Linked DNA regions of Homo sapiens: region 1 is linked to region 2. Evidence: read pairs that join two places in POLR2A ChIA-PET (ENCODE). Cell type or tissue: HCT116. All regions are shown on one strand. Each heading gives the region's core, and the rest is flanking DNA. Links, peaks and the distances in the headings are about the cores only. Region 1 overlaps PCGF6 (polycomb group ring finger 6). Region 2 has its middle 8.9 kb from the start of RPEL1.

Region 1 (4,000 bases), core at 1-4,000, 78 kb after region 2:
CCACTATCTTGATCTGGCTTATTATATTCCTTCAGTGTCATTTAATACATCTCTCTCTCTCTTTTTTGAGACAGAGTCTCGCTGTGTCGCCCAGGCTGGAGTGCAGTGGTGAGGTCTTGGCTCACTGCAAGCTCCGCCTCCCAGGTTCACACTATTCTCCTGCCTCAGCCTCCCGGGTAGCTGGGACAACAGGCACGCGCCACCGCGCCTGGCTAATTTTTTTTGTATTTTTAGTAGAGATGGGGTTTCACTGTTAGCCAGGATGGTCTTGATCTCCTGACCTCGTAATCTGCCCACCTCGGCCTCCCAAAGTGCTGGGATTACAAGCTTGAGCCACCGCGCCCGGCCTAATACATCTCTGTGTCCCCTGTATTTCTTGTAAATTAGTAATTAAATCTAGAAGCATAGTCACCTTCCTATATGTCTTGGCAAGAACACTTCAAGGTGATATTGCTACCATGTTTTTTCATGTGTAAGAACCACAACTATATATTCTGGGTTGCACATGTGTTTCTGAGGAAGCAGTAGACTAATACTTTATCTTTTCTGTTTTTAAGACAGAGTCTTACTCTGTCACCTAGGCTAGAGTGTAGTGACGCAATCACAGCTCACTGCAGCCTCAATCTCCTAGGCTCACGTGATCCTGCCACCTTAGCTTCCTGAGTAGCTGGAACTGCCCATGCCAACATGCAGAGCTAACATTTTTATTTTTGATAGAGACAGGGTATTCCTGTGTTGCCCAGACTGGTCTTGAACTCCTGGCTCCAAGCAATCCTCCTGAGTTGGCCTCCCAAAGTACTGGGATTACAGATGTGAGCCAACGAACCCGGCCTAATATTTCAATTCATTCTCTAGTTCTTTCTTCATGAGGTTTTAAAACTCTGTTGGACTGACTACTACAGGTTATTAGACAGGCGTCTTCAGGGAACACTGGTAGCATATATCCTGGTGCTTAAACCATACAAAAACGTATCTGCCACTATCCCACCCACTACATGGCTACGAGAATTTCCTAAAGCTGAACACCACCGGTTTGATGTTTTACAACTTAGAAGAGGTTCAACGCTATCAAAAATCATGGGGATTTATGGTCGGGCGCAGTGGCTCACACCTGTAATCCCAGCACTTTGGGAGGCCCAGGTGGGTGGGTCACCGGAGGTCAGGAGTTTGAGAATAGCCTGGCCAACATGGTGAAACACCGTCTCTACTAAAAATGCAAAATTAGCTGGGCGTGGTGGTGCATGCCTGTAATCCTAGCTATTCAGGAGGCTGAGGCTGGGTTCAAGAATTGCTTGAACCCAGACGGCGGAAGTTGCAGTGAGCCAAGATTGCGCCACTGTGCTCTAGCCTGGGCAACAGAGGAAGACTCCATTTAAAAAAAAAAAAAAAAAAAAATCATGAGGACTTAAAACTGCATTCCCTCTATCACATCAATCTCTGAGACACATGTATAATATGCTTCACCCAGAGAATTACCTATCTATTCCTATGCTTTAATTCATGTCTCTGAGCTAGTGTGTTCATAAAACAGTACAGTATATCCAACTAGGTATAATTCACCTAACTTTCAGTACAGACACTTGACAAAGTCACTGAAAATCTAAACAGATCAAAGTCACCTATTCCTTGTATATTTACCTCCCAAGAAACTATAAGGTCTGATTTACCCCTTTTTAAAAAGTTACCTTTTCCTGATGACTCACATTATAGTAGTAACACTGTATACAATGTTACCTGTGATTTCGGAATCTTTAAATCAACTCTGAACTTAAATATGTTACAAAGGAGTTCATTCTTACCTCTAAAACTTCAGTGAATAATTGAAGTAACAAGTAGGGCAAAATAACTTGAGCAAAAAATGTTACATGCAAATAAAATTTTAAGCTCATATTTAATTCTAAATGCCAAATATGCAAAAATGCTTTGAGACATTTTTTATCACCAAATTAACATAGCATTTGGTTTTAGTTTTAAAAAGTATTCACTTAATTTTCCTTAGACTACTGTTCTGAATGAACAAATCCCTACTTAATAACTTTTATTCATAAATCTATAATATTATTAAATGTACTTCATATTTAAATAACTTATTTATACAATCTCCATTTGGTTGCTAATCTGACTCGAATTTGTGTGCTACAGAGTCCTCTTGTGAAATGAATGAAAAAAAAAGTAAAATACCTTAAAATGTCCCGTGCCTTCATTAGCACTGAAAAATGAGAGCAAAATTAATCAATATTTAATACTTTAAGCTATATGTTTAATCATAAAACAACATATATAAATATTTGAGAAACATCAATTCATTGTAATTCTAGAACACAGTCACCTGAAGTTTTATGAAATAAACAAATGTAATTGTCATTTCTGCCACCTAGTGGTTAAGGCAAAGGCAGTTTTATCCAGTATTTTAGTCTACTTTCTATACTTAATTTTAGAAGTTAAAAGTATATTCTCTTTTTTTGATGGAAAATATGAGAATTTACTTATTTTTTCCAGCTTTATTAGGGGATAATAGACAAATTAAAATTGTGTATATCTATAGGTTTTGATACGTATATACTGTAAACTAATAAAATCAAGCAAATCAACATATCCATCAGCTCACATACTTATTTTACTGTAGTGAGAACATTTAGGATCTACTTTTAGCAATTTTCAAGTATATAATACATTATTAACTGTAGTCATCATGATGTACAATAGATCTCCAGGAAAAAGTATATTCTTAAATATTAGATTCCCCCTCACCCCACATTTAGCATCCTAACATTTTACAGCTTAGTCTAATTTCATATTTTTCTTTTAATCATAATCAATGTGATTTTCCTCTCTATAGTAACATTTACAATATAAAATTTCTTACAAGAAGGCTGCTATGCTTCCTATTGCTTTTTTTGCAGAATAATTACCTGGACATAATTTTACTCAGTTTCCTTTTCACCTAGAAGCCTACAGATTTCTTGGTTAAATCAATTACTTTTAAGCCATGAGGGAGACAAGGGTATCTAACTTTTTGTTGAGAAAGTACTATGTGCCAGGCATTGAATTAGGTATTCATGTGCATATGCATGCTTTTCATTTAGTCCTCACAATAGCCCTGCAAATGAGGTATTAGTACCCCTTTCTACAGATGAAAAAAAATTAAGCTCACAGAGGTCATAACTTTCTTTGGGACACACAAATATGGTAGGTAATAAAACTGAAATTCACACTCAGGTGTGCCTAACATCAAAGCCAATGTTCTTTCTTCCTTATGTTGTGAAGATTAGACAAGTTCACAATTCCATCATCTCCAAAGTATTCTTTTTTTCTTTCATTTTTTTCTTTAAGAGATAGGGTCTTGCTCTATCACCCAGGCAGGAGTGTAGTGGCTCACTGCAGCTTCAACCTTCTGGGCTTAAGTGAACTTCTTGCCTTAGCCTACCTGAGCAGCTGGGAGTACAGATATGTGCCACCATGCATGGCTAATTAAAAAAAAAAAAAAATTTTAAGAGATAGGGTCTCGCTGTGTTGGCCAGGCTGGTCTCAAACTCCTGGCCTCAAGCCATCCTTCTGCCTTAGCCTCCCCAAATGCTGGAATTACAGGTGTGAGCCACCACACCCAGACTCCAAAGCACTCATTTTTTTTTTTTTTTGAGACAGAGTCTCACTGTCACCCAGGCAGGAGTGCAGTGGCGTGATCTCGGCTCACTGCAACCTCTGCCTCCCGGGTTCAAGCGATTCTCTTTGCCTCAGCCTCCCGAATAGGTGGGACTACAGGCACCCACCACCACACCCGGCTAATTTTTGTATTTTTAGTATAGACGGGGTTTCACCATGTTGTTCAGGATGGCCTCGATCTCTTGATCTCGTGATCTGCCCACCTTGGCCTCCCAAAGTGCTAGGATTACAGGAGTGAGCCACGGTGCCCAGCAAAGTACTCTTTGTAAGAAAAAAATAGGCTGGGCGAGGTGGCTGATGCCTGTAATCCCAGCACTTTGGGAGGCCAAGGTGGGCA
Region 2 (10,820 bases), core at 4,161-8,160:
TTTGGCATGGGTTGGGGTGGCGGGAGGGCATTGTTCTTATTGAAGAAATAAGGAAAGAAAAGCCTTTGAATTAGGCCCTGACACTGCCTCCATGTCCAGGAAACGCTTTAAGAGCACCAAGTCATTAATCACAAGCTTTTAGAGCAGGAATAAGCCATTCTAATTAATTTCTTAAAAACAAATTTATTTTTGGAGACAGGGTCTCACTCTTGCCCAGGCTGGAGTGCAGTGGCGCAATCACAGCTCACTATAGCCTCTACCTCCCGGGCTCAAGTGATTCTCCCACCTCAGCCTCCAAAGTAGCTGGGACTACAGGTGCACGCTACCATACCCAGGTAATTTTTGTATTTGTTTTATTTTGTAGAGATGGGGTTTCACCATGTTGCCCAGGCTAAAAATAAATTTATTTGAGTAATAGAAACTATGGATTACTAAACATTCATTACAGAACATTAAGCATTTGTGAGTCCACTTCTGGGCTCTGAGAAGAAGTAATGAGGAAAGCAAATAGAATCAAGTGATAAGAAAATCGTGTATCCACAGTGGGTGGGAAGGGGGCATGGTGCTGTTCAACAGAAAGCTAGCATACATGGCAGTGGGGGCGTGTGGGGGGCTGGTTACAGAGCTGGTGCTCTCTGAAGGATCAGGCCCCTTCTATTCACGTTAGGATTCCTGTTTTCCTCCACGCTGGTTCTGATGTAAAAAAACAAAAACAAAACAAAACAAAAAAACGCAAAAGAAATCATGACAGAACATAGGATGCTGTGACTTCTCAGAAGCTCAGTCTTTAATTCATGGAACCAGCGCGACCTGAAACAACCTGCATCACCAACCCTGGGGCACAAATCAGGTCACATCTCTTCCATTGTTCTTTTCTTTTGTCTCTCTCTCTTTCTCTTTTTTGAGATGGGATCTCGCTCTGTCACCCAGGCTAGAGTGCAGAGGCATGATCAGAGCTCACTGCAGCCTTGACTTCCTGTGCTCAAGTGATCCTCTCACCTCAGCTTCCCAAGTAGCTGAGACTATGGCTTGCACTACCACACACGGCCCTTCTACTTTTCAAAACAAAACCACCTTGACCACCCATGTGCCAGGTTAGCAGAAAGTCCAATATCCCTTCTCCTCCTCTTGAGCTGTCCAACATCCCTGGTGTTTACTCCATCCAAGGGGCCAGCTTTGTTTCCAAGTGCTTGAAGGACAGAGAACTGAAGACACATTTCCACTCATCAGAGAATCTGTTTTGGGGAACCACTGCTGCCGTCATTGCCACATGTGTGGCTGATGAACACCCTGTCTGCACAGCCTGACATGCCCCTTCCCCTGCTGCAGGGACCCTGCTGCTCTGGATGTCTGTGATGTTCAATGCTAGGCTCCTAAGGTCACCCTCACATGCTTGGCCATTTTTCCTGGGGTTAGGTGGCAATGACTGGGTCAGAAGGTTTCCAGCCTCAGCATATGTTGTGCCAGAACTCCCTGCCACTCCACTACCACCACCACTACCACCACCATCACCACCACCATCACCACCTCCACCACCATCACCACCACCACCATCACCACCACCACCACCATCACCACCACCACCATCACCACCTCCACCACCATCACCACCACCACCATCACCACCACCACCACCACCATCACCACCACCACCACCATCACCACCTCCACCACGATCACCACCACCACCATCACCACCTCCACCACCATCACCACCTCCACTACCACCACCACCACCTCCACCACCACCATCACCACCACCATCACCACCACCACCATCACCACCACCACCTCCACCACCTCCACTGCCATCACCACCTCCACCGCCATCACCACCTCCACCACCATCACCATCTCCACCATCACCACCTCAACTTCTTCCATCATGACCACCACCACCACCACCATCACCACCACCTCTACCGCCATTCACCACCACCACCTCCACCGCCATCACCACCTTCACCTCTACCCCCACCACAACCACTATGTGCTCACACTTGTCACCAGGGCTAACTCTTCCCAGTGGATTCTCTTAGCCCACTGTCCTGCCAGTGAATCTTATTCAACACCATCTCAATCCATCTGATAAGTTCTAAGAGCAGGAACTCTCAAAAGAGAAGTGATATAGTCTCAATCCTCATCTCCACAGGAGACGCCATGGCTTTTATTTTGCCCAAATTTCCTTACCCCTTGCCCTTTTATTTACCATCATCAGGCTGCAAAAAGCATTCCATTTCATAATCTGCCCTATGGCAGTGGGTGCCTCCTTGCCTTCTGCTGATATAACTAAGGATGGATGGCAGGGACTCAGGTGTCTTAACACTGGACACAAAATCTGTGGCAAGTGGTCTTGCCTCCACTTACAGAAGTGACAGACACCTTTAAAGATCCACCCAATCAGGCCCCTGAGACATTTAATCTTGGCTTTCAGATTGGTTTGTTTTGTGTTTGTAATGAGCTGTGATTGTGCCATTGTACTCCACCCTCTGTCACCCAGGCTGGAGTGCAATGGCACAATCACAGCTCACTGCAGCCTCAAACTCTTGGGCTCAAGTGATCTTCCCACTTCAGCCTTCCAAGTAACTAGGACTACAGCCATGTGCCATCAAGCCTGGCTAATTTTCTGTAGGAACAAGGTCTCACTGTGTGGCCCAGGCTGGTCTTGAACTCCTGGGCTCAAGTGATCTGCCCACCTTGGCCTCCCAATATGTTGGGATTACAGGCGTGAGCCATTGTGCCTGGACTTTAATTTCTTTCAGTGAAATTTTACAGTTTTCAATTTATAGGTTTTTTCTACAACTATTTTTCTTTTTTTGGAGATGGAATCTCGCTGTTGTCGTCCAGGCTGGAATGCAATGGTGCGATCTTGGCTAACTTCAACCTTCGCCTCCCAGGTTTAAGCAATTCTCCTGTCTCAGCTTCCCAAATGGCTGGGATTACAGGCGCCCACCTAATTTTTGTATTTTTAGTAGAGATGGGGTTTCACCATGTTGGCCAGGCTGGTCTCAAACTCTTGACCTCAGGTGATCTGCCCACCTTGGCCTCCCAAAGTGCTGGGATTACAGACGTGAGCCACCGCACCCAGCCCATTGCCTGATTTTTTTTTAATTATTTATTTATTTATTTATTTTAAGAGTATTGGTTAAGTTGGCCGGGCGCAGTGGCTCACGCCTGTAATCCCAACGCTTTGGGAGGCAGAGGTGAGCGAATCACCTGAGGTCAGGAGTTCAAGAACAGCCTGGCCAACATGGTGAAACCCCATCTCTACTAAAAATACAAAAATTAGCCAGGCATAGTGGTGGGCACCTGTAATCCCAGCTACTCGGGAGGCTGAGGCAGGAGAATGCCTTGAACCTGGGAGGTGGAGGTTGCAGTGAGCTGAGATCATGCCTCTACACTCCAGCCTGGGCAACAAGAGAGAAACTCCATCTCAGAAAAAAGAAAAAAAAAAAAGAGTATTGGTTAAGTATTTTGTTGGATAGTCTTCAATTTGAGTTTGTCTGACATTTTCTCATGATTAAATTGAAGTTAAGCATATTAGGAAGAATACTAATTTTTTTTTTTTTTTTTTTTTTTTTTTGAGACAGATTCTTGTTCTGTCACCCAGGCTGGAGTATAGTGGCACAATCTCAGCTCACTGCAACCTCTGCTCCTGGGTTCAAGCAATTCTCCTGCCCCAGCCTCCCAAGTAGCTGGGACTACAGGCATGCACCATGACATCCAGCTAATTTTTATATTTTTGGTAAAGATGGGGTTTCGCCATGTTGGCCAAGCTGGTCTTGAACTCCTGACCTCAAGTGATCTGCCCACCTTGGCCTCCCGAAGTGCTGGGATTATAGACATGAGCCACTGTGCCCAGCCTTTTTACTATATTTTGAGTTAATTTCTTAGTCATTGTCCTGGGAATTACAATTAACATCTTATTTAATAACAACTTAGTTTAGATAAATGCCAACTTAATTTCATTATTACACAAAAAATGTGCTCCTATATAGCTTTGGTTCCCTTTCTCCTTCTTTGTGCTATTATTGTCACACAAAATACATCTTAATACATTGTGTGCATTATCAATGCAGGTTTATAATTACTGCATTATGTACTTATCTTTTAAATAGGATAGGAAAAAATTAAACAAAATTAAACAAGAATACATTTATGCTACCTTTTATATTTACCTATGGAGTTACCTTTAATGGTTTATTTTATTTCTTCATGTAGATTCAAATTACTGTCTACTGTCATTTCAGTCTGAAAGACCTCCTCTAGGATTTCCTTTTTTGTTTTTTTGTTTTTGAGACAGAGTCTTGCTCTGTTGCCCAGTCTGGAGTGTAGTGGCGCAATCTCGGCTCACTATAACCTCTGCCTCCTAGGTTCAAGCAATTCTTATGCCTCGGCCTCCCAAGTAGCTGGGATTACAGGTGCGTGCCACTACGCCTGGCTAAGTTTTTTTTATTTTTAGTAGAGACGAGGTTTCACCATGTTGGCCAGGCTGATCTCAAATTCCTGACCTCAGATGATCCACCTGCCTCGGCCTCCCAAAGTGCTGAGATTACAGGGGTGAGCCACCGTGCCTGGCCTAGGATTTCTTATACGTCAGGTTTACTAGTGATGAAATCTTCCAGTCTTTATCTTAGAATGTTTTAATGTCTTCTTTCCCTCCTTCATTTTTGAAGAATAGTTTCGTTAGATAGAGAATTCTGGGGTGACAGGGGGTGTTTTTTTCTTTCAGCACTCTTAATATATGTCATCTTACTGCCTTTTGGCCTTTATGGTTTCTGATGAGAAATAGGATGTTAATCTTATCGAGCATCCATTGTACACGATGAGTCCTTCCTTCCTCCCTCCCTCCTTTTTTTCTTTTCTTTTCTTCCTTCCTTCCTTTTTCTTTCTTTCTTCTTTCCTTCCTTCCTTTTTCCTTCTTTCTTCCTTTCCTTCCTTTCTCTTTCTTTCTTTCTCTTTCTTTCTTCTCTTTCTCTCTTTCTCTTTCTTTCTTTTTTGTGAGACAGGGTCTCACTCTGTCACCCAGGCTGGAGTGCAGTGATCATGGCTCACTATAGCCTGGCCTCTCAGGCTCAATCAATCCTCCCACCTCAGCCTCTCGGGTAGCTGGGAATACAGACATGCACCACCATGCCCAGCTAATTTTTGTATTTTTTGTAGAGACAGGGCCTCACCATGTCTTGAACTGGTCTTGAACTCCTGGGCTGGTCTTGAACTCCTGGGCTCAAGCAATCTACCTGCCTCAGCCTCCCAAAGTGCTGGAATTACAGGCATGAATCACCACGCCCAGCCTACTTTTTTTTTTTTTTTTTTTTTTTTAAAGAAGCAAGGTCCCACTCTGCTACCCAGGCTTCAGTACAGTGGCATGATCATGCCTTGCTGCAGCCTCAAACTCCTGGGCTCAATCAATTCTTCTGCCTCAGCCTCCCAAGTAGCTAGGACTACAGGCACATGCCACTGAGTCTGGCTTTTTTTTTTTTTTTTTTTGGAGAGACAGGATCTCACTATGTATCTCAGGTTGATCTTGACCTCCTGGCCCCTCAGGTGATCCTCTTGCCTCAGTCTCCCAAACTGCTGCTGGATTACAGGCCACCATGCCCAGCTGCTTTCTTTTTTTAAATTTGAGATGGAGTCTCACTATATTACCCAAGCTAAAGTCGAACTCCTGGGCCCAAACTATCCTCCCACCTCAGCCTTCTGAGTAGCTGGGACTACAGGCATGCACACCACACCCAGCTTGTGATGAGTCACCATTGTCTTACTGATTTCAAGATTCGCTCTCCTGCCTTTGGCTTATAACAATTTGACTACGATGTGTCTTGGTGTGAATCTCTTTGAGTTTATTTTACTTGGATTTTATTGAGCTTTCCAGATGTATAGATCAATGTTTTAAATTAAATTTAGAAAGTTTTCAAGTTTTCAGCCATTATTTCTTTAAATATTCTTTCTGCTCCTTTTTTTCCTCTCCTCTCCTTCTGGAACTCCAGAAGTTCACTTAGGCTCTCTTCATATATCTTCATTCTTTTCTTTTTCTGTTCCTCAGACTTGATAATCTCAATTGATTTATTTTTAAATTCATTGATATTTTCTTCTGTCTGCTCTATCTTTTTTTTTTTTTTTAGATGGAATCTAGCTCTTTGCCTTAGCCTTTGCTTCATGCTTGTGAAGAGCCTGAAGATCAGCCAGAACACTTAGGGCATTCTCAGATCTTTCCTGAACATGTGCATAGGCCTCGGCATGCAAGTGGCTTTCCGGTTTCCCAGGGATATGTCAGTTTTTCAAAGTCCTTCTTCTCCAAAGCATCTCATTCTTCAGTCTTCTCTCCCAAGCTTTATATTAGTCTATTGTTTGCCCCAACTGTTATCCAATGCCCCAGGCAGCAATAACCAAAACATTTGCCTGTAAATATCTTCAACAAATGCTCCTTGGGTAGCCACACTCACCACTAGAGAGTTCCAAGTTAGACAAGATAAAGGTAAGCACTTGAGAAAGTCCTCCAGGGAGCCACCATACAGGTCAAAACAAAGATAAAGGTAAGCACTTGAGAAAGTCCTCCAGGGAGCCACCATACAGGTCAAAACAAAACAAAAACAATTTCTTGCGAATTAGGTCCATTCTCTTCCCTCTAGTACTGGTACCTATACTGGGACTGTAGCTATTTTCTCCAAATTCACTGCTAACCTGGGGATGGGACCAGGGTAAGTTAAAATACTACAAAGCTTGCTATTCTTACTAAGAATCAGCTGTCTTTTTTATGAAAACATTTCACTGGCTGCTGCAGGCCTTTTGGTTAGTGTCTAGAGTTCTGAAAAGTTGATTCTAACAGTTTTTTTGTTTTTTGTTTGTTTGTTTGTTTGTTTAGATGGAGTCTCGCTCTGTCGCCAGGCTGGAGTGCAGTGGCACGATCTGGGCTCACTGCAACCTCTGCCTCTCAGGTTCAAGTGATTCTTCTGCCTCAGTCTCCCGAGCAGCTGGGACTAGAGGCATGTGCCACCATGCGTGGCTAATTTTTGTATTTTTAGTAGAGACAGGGTTTCACCATGTTGGCCAGGATGGTCTCGATCTCTTGACCTCGTGATCAGCCCGCCTCGGCCTCCCAAAGTGCTGGGATTACAGGCGTGAGCCACCGTGCCCAGCCAATTCTAACAGTTTTAACCAACCTTTTGGTTGCATTTATGGAGGGATAAACTTTTGGATTTCCTTACTCTGCCATTTTTCACTGATAACACTTCAGTATTCCTTATTACTGGTAATGTTAACTTTGATCACTCAGTTAAGGTAGTGTCTGCCAAGTTTCTTCACTGCAGAGTTACTATTTTTTCTTTTTCATATGCTATTCTAGAGGTCAGCAAACCATGGCTGGAGGCCCAAATCCAGCCCACTGCCTGTTTTTATAAATAAAGTTTTATTGGCATACAGCCACATTCATTCATTCACATATTTTTTATGGCTGCTTTCATGCTACATCAGTAGGGGTGAGTTGTTGCAAAAGAGATCATATGGCTTAAACAGCCTAATATATTTCCTATTTGGGTCTACGCTGACCCCTGCATGATTTGTTAGAAGTGCACCACTAAATCAGCCCACACTTAAGGGAAGGAGAATTAAGCTTTCCATTGTGGAGGGAGGGGTATCAAAACATTTGGGGACATATGTTAAAAACAAGATAATTAATGCATATTTGGAGGTTTATACTTAGATGCTATGTAAATATCCTGGTCCTCCTTAGAGTTTTGCCCACTAATATTAGCTTCATCAGTGGACTTTATCTGCAGCAATTATTACTGTGGTGTTCTAATTTTCTGTTTCCTTCATTCCCATTTTTTTTTTTTTTTTTTTTTTTTTTTTTGGAGACAAAGTCTCACTCTGTCACCCAGGCTAGAGTGCAGTGGCATGACCTCTGCTCACCTCAGCCTCCACTTCCTGGGTTGAAGCGATTCTCCTGCCTCAGCCTCCTGAGTAGCTGGGATTACAGGTGTCTGCCACAATGCCCAGCTATTTTTTTTGTTTGTTTTTTAAGGACAGAGTCTCACTCTGTCACCCAGGCTGGAGTGCAGTGACGCCATCTCAGCTCACTGCAACCTCTGCCTCCCGGGTTCAAGCAATTCTCCTGGCTCAGCCTCCTGAGTAGCTGGGATTACAGGTGGCCACCATCACGCCTGGCTAACTTTTGTATTTTTAGTAGAGACGGGGTTTCACCATATTGGCCAGATTGGTCTCAAACTCCTGACCTCAGGTCATCCTCTGGCTTCGGCCTCCCAAAGTGCTGGGATTACAGGAGTGAGCCACCGCGCCTGGCATATAGTTTTAAAGAAGATTTTAAATAGCCTTATAAACTGGGAAAAGAAACCCATAGTTCAGGAGTTGAGGCACTTTCTCTTGGTGTAGAGACAACTGGTGCAATGGAGAACACAGTACAAGGTCTTGAGTTAGAAACCTAAATTTATGACCTTGGGCAAGTCCCTTGACCTCTCTCCCTTTTTTACTTTTATCCACAGAATAAAAATATCAATGGTCACCTCACAGGATTCTTGTGAAAATGTTGTTTATATTAGGAAGTAGGATGTAAATGCTAGATTCTTTGGTAATGCACATCCTTTACTCTCACTTTCTTCTTCACTTTCTTTCCTTCCCACTTTCCTTCTTTTTTTCTGGTCCTACCTTTTTTCTCCTCTGTCTGTGTTTTGGGCCCACCAGGGGCCCCCTATAGCACTACAAGTGAAACCAGTGGGGTCTAAGTCATAACACTTCTTATAAAGAAGGATTGCACCAGGACCAGCCCACATAGCCAAATTCCTTTTTCTGTTGTCCCCAGAAAGCCACGTTAAGGACTCCCTTGCTGTTCTAAGCAGACTGCTTCTTTCACACATTTCCTCCCACCACCCAATGAAGGGCAGGGGCTGTGCTTTACATATTACATCTTTGTAACCCCCTCCCCTCCCTTACTGCACAAGGCTTTCCAAATAGTCTTTAGATGTCAACCTTGGATGCAGATTTTAACACACACATATTCTGCATTTTTTTTTTTTTTTTGAGACGGAGTTTCGGTCTTGTTGCCCAGGCTGGAGTGCAATGGCGTGATCTCGGCTCACTGCAACCTCTGCCTCCTGGGTTCAAGTGATTCTCCTGCCTCAGCCTCCCAAGTAGCCGGGATTACAGGCATGTGCCACCACGCCTGGCTAATTCTGTTTTTTTTTTTTAGTAGAGACAGGGTTTCACCATGTTGGCCAGGCTGGTCTCAAACTCCCGACCTCAGGTGATCTGCCTGCCTCGGCCTCCCAAAGTGCTGGGATTACAGGCATGAGCCACCATGCCTGGCCCATATTCTGCATTTTAATACACATTCTACATGTTGCCAGTAGATATTTGATATGGCTTGGCTCTGCCCCCACCCAAATCTCATCTTGAATTCCCACATGTTATGGGAGGAACATGGTGGGAGGTGATTGAATCATGGGGGTGGGTCTTTCTTGTGCTGTTCTGATGATAATGAGTAAGTCTCACAAGATCTGATGGTTTTAAAAAATGGGAGTTTCCCTGAACAAGCTCTCCACTCTTGTCTGCTGCCATGTGAGACATGCCTTTTACCTTCCGCCATGATTGTGAGGCCTCCCCACCCATGTGAAACTGTAAGTCCAATAAACCTCTTTCTTTAGTAAATTGTCCAGTCTCGGGTATGTCTTTATCAGCAGTGTGAAAATGGACTAATACAGTAAATTGGTACCGAGAGTGGGGTGCTACTGAAAAGATACCCGAAAATGTGGAAGCAACTTTGGAACTGGGTAACAGGCAGAGGTTGGAATAATTTGGAGGGCTCAGAAGAAGACAGGAAAATGTGGGAAAGTTTGGAACTCCCTAGAGACTTGTTGAATGGCTTTGACCAATATGCTGATAATGATATGGACAATGAAATCCAGGCTGAGATGGTCTCAGATGGAGATGAGGAAGTTATTGGGAACTAGAGCAAAGGTGACTCTTGTTATGTTTTAGCAAAGAGACTGGTGGCATTTTGCCCCTGCCCTGGAGATTTGTGGAACTTTGAACTTGAGAAAGGTGATTTAGGGTTTCTGGCAGAAGAAATTTCTAAGCAGCAAAGCATTCAAGAGGTGACTTGGGTGTTGTTAAAAGCATTCAGTTTTAAAAGGGAAACAGAGCATAAAAGTTTGCAAAATTTGTAGTCTGACAAGCAATAAAGAAGAAAAACCCATTTTCTGAGGAGCAATTCAAGCCAGCTGCAGAAATTTGCTTAAGTAATAAGGAGCCTAATATTAATCTCTGACAGTGGGAAAAATGTCTCCAGGGCAGGTCAGAGGTCCTCACAGCAGACCCCCCACCCCCAATCACAGGCCTGGAGGTTTAGGAGAAAAAAAATAGTTTAGTGGGCCAGGCCCAGGGTCCCTCTGATGTGTGCAGTCTAGGGACTTTGTGCCCTGCAACCCAGCTGCTGCAGCTGTGACTAAAAGGGGCCAAGTTGCAGCTCAGGTTGTTGCTTTAGAGGGTGGAAGCCCCAAGCCCTGGCAGCTTCTACGTGGTGTTGAGCCTGCAGGTGAACAGAAGTCAAGAATTGAGGTTTGGGAACCTCTGCCTAGATTTCAGAAAATGTATGGAAATGTCTGAATGCCCAGGCAGAAGTTTGCTGCAGGGGCGGGGCCCTCATGGAGAACCTCTTCTAGGACAGTGCAGAAGGGAAATGTGGGGTCCAAGCCCCCATGTAGAGTCCCTGCTGGAGCACCACCTAGTGGAGCTGTGAGAAGAGGGCCACCATCCTCCAGACTCCAGAATAGATCAACCGACAGCTTGCACTTTGCACCTGGAAA

What was found. Peaks named below come from ENCODE experiments on the same cell type or tissue, not always from the same donor. Only the 100,000 strongest peaks of a DNase experiment are listed, where the experiment ranks them.
Region 1: POLR2A ChIA-PET joins it to region 2 with 5 read pairs; 7 of 35 experiments call an interaction of 5 or more read pairs at or near these places.

What each region holds. Positions count from the first base shown.
Region 1 is chr10:103,331,744-103,335,743 of GRCh38, forward strand. PCGF6 (polycomb group ring finger 6) reads right to left here. Exons shown (of 10, transcript NM_001011663.2): 7 at 2,182-2,209. Among named protein-coding and RNA genes, the nearest start is that of PCGF6, 17 kb to the right of the region's middle. In HCT116, for the core only: a CTCF peak has its summit at 2,403 (motif pointing left); a DNase peak (open chromatin) is centred at 2,368.
Region 2 is chr10:103,249,398-103,260,217 of GRCh38, forward strand. No RefSeq gene overlaps it. Among named protein-coding and RNA genes, the nearest start is that of RPEL1, 8.9 kb to the left of the region's middle. RefSeq lists an enhancer at 5,359-5,858. In HCT116, for the core only: no CTCF peak of the experiment used is centred there; DNase peaks (open chromatin) are centred at 5,345 and 5,744; H3K4me3 peaks cover 750 bases; H3K27ac peaks cover 1,285 bases.